2 separate regions of the Homo sapiens genome follow, and region 2 is linked to region 1. A link is a loop called in an ENCODE intact Hi-C map of the cell type or tissue named here. Cell type or tissue: MCF 10A. All regions are shown on one strand. Links, peaks and the distances in the headings refer to the core of each region. The heading gives the core; the rest is flanking DNA.

Region 1 (2,918 bases), core at 160-2,659:
TATGGCTATTCTCATTTTCTGTAAAAGAGTAAAATCAGATGATGAACTAGGTCCCAGAAAGCAAATGGTCATCATGACCACTTTAGTGGAAAGTGTCCCACAGACCACACCTTCTGTGGCTTTGCTTCCAGCTTAGCAAGCTCAAGTTGGCAGAAGCTACAATTCTTCAAATACAGGAGCCCAGAGTGGTTCTTCCAATGTTTTGCATTGAGTACTCTCACCTGAGTTGGGTTTTGTGCTTTCAGGTTGTTTTTTGTTTTCTGGGTTTTTGTTTTGTTTTGTTTTGTTTTTTTAATGATTAAATTCAGAAATCAGTTTAGCTAAAGCTTGTAGACTCTCATCTCACTCAAGACTTTTAAGAATCACAAGTGACATGTGCCAGGCGCGGTGGCTCACGTCTGTGATCCCAGCACTTTGAGAGGCCAAGGAGGGTGGATCACTTGAGGTCAGGAGTTCGAGACGAGCCTGGCCAACATGGTGAAACACCATCTCTACTAAAAATACAAAAAAAAAAAAAAATAGCTGGGCTTGGTGGTGGGCCCCTGTATTCTCAGCTACTCAGGATGCTGAGGCAGGAGAATCAGTTGAACCTGGGAGATGGAGGTTGCAGTGAGCTGAGAACATGCCATTGCACTCCAGCCTAGGTGACAAGAATGAAACTCTGTCTCAAAAAAAAAAAAAAAAAAAAAAAAAAAAGTGACATGTGATGCAAAAATTTGCTCCAACAGGATTTTGGTAGACTATGCTCTTCCACGAGGAGAATCATCACAGACTCACACAAATTCAATTTAATTCAACAAACTTTAGGAAGCAACTACTATATGTAAGATACTCTCTACTGGAAATCGACCTCCATTACAAAGGAGACGGGGTTCAGGGGTAGGTCAGCTTATTATTATCTGAACCAGAGGGACGGAAACAGGATTTGGGGGGTACATTTACACCTGACCACAATATTCTCAGAATTCCCAATACTTTGAAAAACATTAAATGGTAAAGACCTGACATCAAAGCTCCTTAGCCTTCCCGACTTACTGACACCACTGGCCAGTATATTATAACTTCCCCCAAACATGACATGTTGCTAAGAACAAAAAGACAGCTTTCAAACAGAAGCGTGACATGTTTTGGCTTCTATGTGAGCGTAGTATGATTAATGGAGGGAGCAAGGCTGATGTCAGGGCATGCCAAAAGCCAGAAAGGTGGTCTACTGGTAGGCCTCCGAGTGCCCTTTCGTGAGATGAGTCACCCAGTTACATCACTTGGAAATGCCTTTCTTCTGTCGCTCGTTTTGTTGATGTCTGTAGGCCTTAATTTTCAGGACTAGTTGATAAAGAGTTGATTTAAATATAGCAATTTGAGGTTGTTCAATAATACTATGTTTGAAACCCAGCAGTGGGCCAGATGCAGGGGCTCACACCTGTAATTCCAGCACTTTGGGAGGCCAAGGTGGGTGGATCACCTGAGGTCAGGAGTTCGAGAACAGCCTGGCCAACATAGTGAAACCCTGTCTCTACTAAAAATGCAAACAGCCGGGCGTGGTGGCCTGTAATCCCAGCTACAGGCGTTCTCTGCATTCTGTTCTGTCATTTGTCTCTGCAGAGTATCCCTTCACCATGTCCCCTTCTGCTCGTGGTCACTGTCACAGCTGAACTTATGTCTTGCCCGGATTTCTGCAATAACCTAGAAAGTGGTGGCCATGCTCACTCCCTTCTTCCTCTTAATTCATCCTCTATCATTCCATCTGAGCAAAACCATCCTGTCCTTTACAGATCCCAGTCCATTAGCTCAACACAGCATCTCAAGTCCTTTGGGACCCGTCCTCTTCCAAACCTCCCTGCAGTCCCATCATCCTGTAACTCACCCTACTGGTGAGGACACAGTAAGCACCTGTTCTGCTGAGTTTCTCCAAAAGTAACAAAAATGTCACGCACAGGTTGGCAAAAACAGCACCCAGGCCAAATCCTGCCAGCTGCCTGTTTCTGCAAACAAAGTCTGAATGGAACACGGCCATGACTCCTTGGTTTACAGATTGCCTCTGGCTGCTTTTGTACTACAATGGCAGAGTTGAATAGCTGTGATAGAGACGTATGGCTCTCCCACAGAGCCTAAAATATTTACTACCTGGCCCAGGTTTACAGGCCCTTGGTATAACTGACAGCAGCGATGAGTACAGAGTGATGATGACCTCTGCCGACCAGAAAAATAGACTCCACCAGTCTAGTCTGGAATTAAGGGAATGTGAGTTTTTCTTTTTTTGTTGTATTTTTTAAGGAATCATTTCATACAGTTACACTGAATTTAAAACCATAGAAAATGCTCCCCCCTCCCCTAATGAAAGACCTGAATGTTTTAGGAGGTTCCTTACAACTTTTGAGCCACTTTATTATTTTCTTTTTGTCAGTTCTCTTGAGGCATAATTTATAGACATTAAAAGTCACCAATTTCCAGGGTACAACTCAGTGAGCTTGGACAAACAGGCAGTCATTCAACCACACTACAATCATGATAGAAACATTCCTATCACCCCCAAAAAAAGTTCCCTCGGGCCCCTTTGCTGCCTACTCCCTCCCTACAGCCCCGTCCCCAGCTGCCACTAATCTGATTTCTACCTAAATGAGCCCAATTTCTCCTCCTGGCTGTACTCCCTGTCCTGCCCCAGTAACACTGGCTAACTCACTTAGTTCTGGTTCTCAGGCTTCCCATCAGTGGATTAGCAGGCTTCCATTAGAACTGACACCCACGCACACTACTAATTGCAGCTCTGATTTTATCAGTCATCCTTCGAGGTTTGTGGTTAAATTTAATTTGAAGAACGGGGACCATGATGAAACATAATGTCTGAAAACTGGATTGGAAAGCTGCCGTGCTTCTTTCAGGTCTAAAGATCCATAGTTCCAACATATGTTTGAGCTACT
Region 2 (2,918 bases), core at 219-2,718, 180 kb before region 1:
CTGGACATTCACTGGCTAGAAGGCAGCCAAGAAAAAAAAAATGATTATAAAAGCTGTCAGCCGCTTGCACCCATTGCTCTAGAGTTGGAGCCAAAACCCCTTTTGTCTGGCTAGATTTTTCCTTAAGAAATATCATTTTAGGGGCCGGGCACAGTGACTCACGCCTGTAATCCTAGCACTTTGGGAGGCCGAGGCGGGTGGATCACTTGAGGTCAGGAGTTCGAAACCAGCCTGACCAACATGGTGAAATTCCATCTCTACTAAAAATACCAAAAAAATTTAGCTGGCCATGGTGGCAGGTGCCTGTAATCCCAGCTACCCGGGAGGCTGAAGCAGGAGAATCGCTTGAACCTGGGAGGTGGAGGTTGCAGTGAGCCGAGATTGTGCCACTGCACTCCAGCCTGGGCAACAGAGAGAGATTCCATCTCAGAAGAAAAGAAAGAAAGAGAAAAAGAGAGAGAGAGAGAAAAGGAAAGAAAGAAAGAGAAAAGGTGGGAGGGAGGGAGGAAGAAAGAGAAAAAAGAAAAGAAAAAAAAAGAAAAGAAAAGAGGAAGGGAAGGAGGGAGGGAAGGAGGAAATAAAAGATCATTTTAGGGGCCTTGTAATTTTGCAAAGGTCGTGCCCAAGGGTTATCAGACAAGAGAGACCATAAGGAGATAAACTACTGTATATAATCATGGTGAGGGCTGCTTTGCCCAGAATAGAGTGACTTCTCTTGGAGGCTCTTATAATGATATTTGGCAGAACTGTTGCAAACTGTTTTCAGTCTTCACAGCAAGGTTGTAAAGTAACTTATACTTTAACACGTGAAAAAACGAATATACAGAGTGGGTGGACTAACTAGTTTACATAGCTAGCAAGTTAAAGCCAAATTTGAATTCAGATTTTCAGACTCCAGGTCCAGGGCCCTATGGTCATCAGCAGTGCTGTCTCAGAATAATCTTTGCCTTTTCAAATTCTCCTTAGAAGCAGGCTTTTATTTTCTTTTTGCAAACAGTAGATCTCATTACATTCTTAGAGAATGAATGAGTCTAATAATTCTTACAGACACTCAGGGCAAGACATGCAGTAGGCACCTAACAAATATCTGTTGACTTATATTGGCCCTGCCTCAACTTTAGGACAAGTTAGAATGAGTAAGCTATTTACCAAATTTAGACAATTCAGAGGGACCTTCGGTGACTAGCAGTGATAACGTGGCTGCCAAAGGGCTACTCGTGGGATCATAGATCAGCTGCCACTGTGTGGTCTGGAAGGGTCTGATCAGCAGGCAATACAGCTCTCAGAAAGAGACACTGACGAGCTGCATGCAGCTTGTTTGGGAATTGCGCATCCTAGGTGAGGCTTCATTCAGAAACTATGAAGGGCTCACGTCCTGGTCAGAATCCCACATGGGCAGGCTATGAATTGAAGGCTTAAACCATATCATGCTGGAAACCACACAGGCACAAGGACCTCAATTTTGCATCTGCTGAAAAATCTGGGTTAGTGTCTCCAAAACATCTAAAGCAAGAACGAGAGATGTCACTAAAACACACCTATTTATTCTTTAGGAAGAACTGTTAAATTAAAGTCATTCTTAAATACCCCCCATCCCAAATTGAGATATTTGTTGACACAATCCACATAAGCGAATGCCGTCAAGAATAGATTTGCTTTCTCTGAAATCATAACATGTATGCAAAGAGACACCTAGTGGAAGAACACCTAAGTACAATATTTAGCTTAAGACCAAAGATTAAATCGTCCAACTCCCTAATTTGACATTCTTTCAATTTCAATAGCGCATTTTTTTAAACCACTAGAATCATAAACTCAGAAATCTAAGTTTTCAAAAAGAAAATGTTCTATTTGTTTTTCCAGGAAGCATTGGCTCTTTTATTGGTTGTTGTTGTTGTTCATTAGACTATCTTACGTATAAATTACTGCGAAGTAATACAAAAATTACAGAGCAGACTGCAGCTGGCCAGCCACTTTACTTCACCTTTCCCTGAACACATGTGGGCTTATTTTTTTGTTTCCATTCCTTTATAGACTTTGCCTGTGAGATTTTCCGCTTGTCTTTGGGTTGCTTTTTTCTTGCTTTTAACTAGGTAAAGCCAGACTTTTTTTTTCCAGCCAGCTTCCTGTGGTCCGCCCAGCTTCCTGTGGTCCACCCACTCTCATCTTTACATGCTCACTTTCCCACTCGTACCTCACCTACACTGGGTACCGCACCCACCTCCTCATCTTCCATGCACACGTGCACCTTCCTCTCTCCCTCCTGCCCTAGATACCTTCATTTAACCTCAAAAGGAAAACTTTGTTATCACAAAATAGAAGGAATCACCTATTTTTTTCTTTACTCCATAGTACTAAAATTCAGCTATGACAAACGTTGAAATTATTATTTTTAAACTCCTGCATAGAAAAAAAGTTTAGATTGGAAATTGATTTTTAATTTAACAGATATGTTTAATTGCAATTTCTATGACCTCACAGGCACCACTTCATGGGATTTTACATCTGAAAGAGGAACATGTGCTCTAGCAGAAGCCAGACTGACATTCACCAGGTCCAGGTCTCCTGACACTGCTGTGCTACAAAGAGCTGAGCCCTGTGGACAGGTCCGGGAGAATGAGACGCCAAGTAGAGAATGGGAATCCAAGAGACGCCAAGGCTCCAGACGTATGGATGCAAAAGTGATCTTGAAAGTAGAGATCCTCCGATCCTAGCCACCCCAGCTAAAGTCACATGGGTCAAAGATGAACTGCCAAGCCAAGTCAACCCCTCTCCAAATTCCTGTCATGGTCAAAACAAAAAGGTCCTTACTCCACTGTTTTCAATAAGTAAGAAGGTCCTTATTCCTACATCACATGCTTGATGGTGACATGTTGAAACCTTTTCCTTTGATATTAGGAATAAGCCAAAGATTCTCA

Evidence for each region. A loop is a pair of places that touch in the nucleus more often than their neighbours do. Peaks named below come from ENCODE experiments on the same cell type or tissue, not always from the same donor. Only the 100,000 strongest peaks of a DNase experiment are listed, where the experiment ranks them.
Region 2: it touches region 1 in a loop (14-fold over the local background); 2 of 110 quality-filtered maps call a loop at or near these places.

The regions. Positions count from the first base shown.
Region 1 is chr6:154,456,040-154,458,957 of GRCh38, forward strand. All of the region lies in intron 1 of CNKSR3 (CNKSR family member 3), which reads right to left. Among named protein-coding and RNA genes, the nearest start is that of CNKSR3, 53 kb to the right of the region's middle. In MCF 10A, for the core only: no CTCF peak of the experiment used is centred there; DNase peaks (open chromatin) are centred at 1,212 and 1,982.
Region 2 is chr6:154,275,756-154,278,673 of GRCh38, forward strand. The region is part of intron 2 of IPCEF1 (interaction protein for cytohesin exchange factors 1); the gene reads right to left. Among named protein-coding and RNA genes, the nearest start is that of IPCEF1, 80 kb to the right of the region's middle. In MCF 10A, for the core only: a CTCF peak has its summit at 1,675; a DNase peak (open chromatin) is centred at 1,686.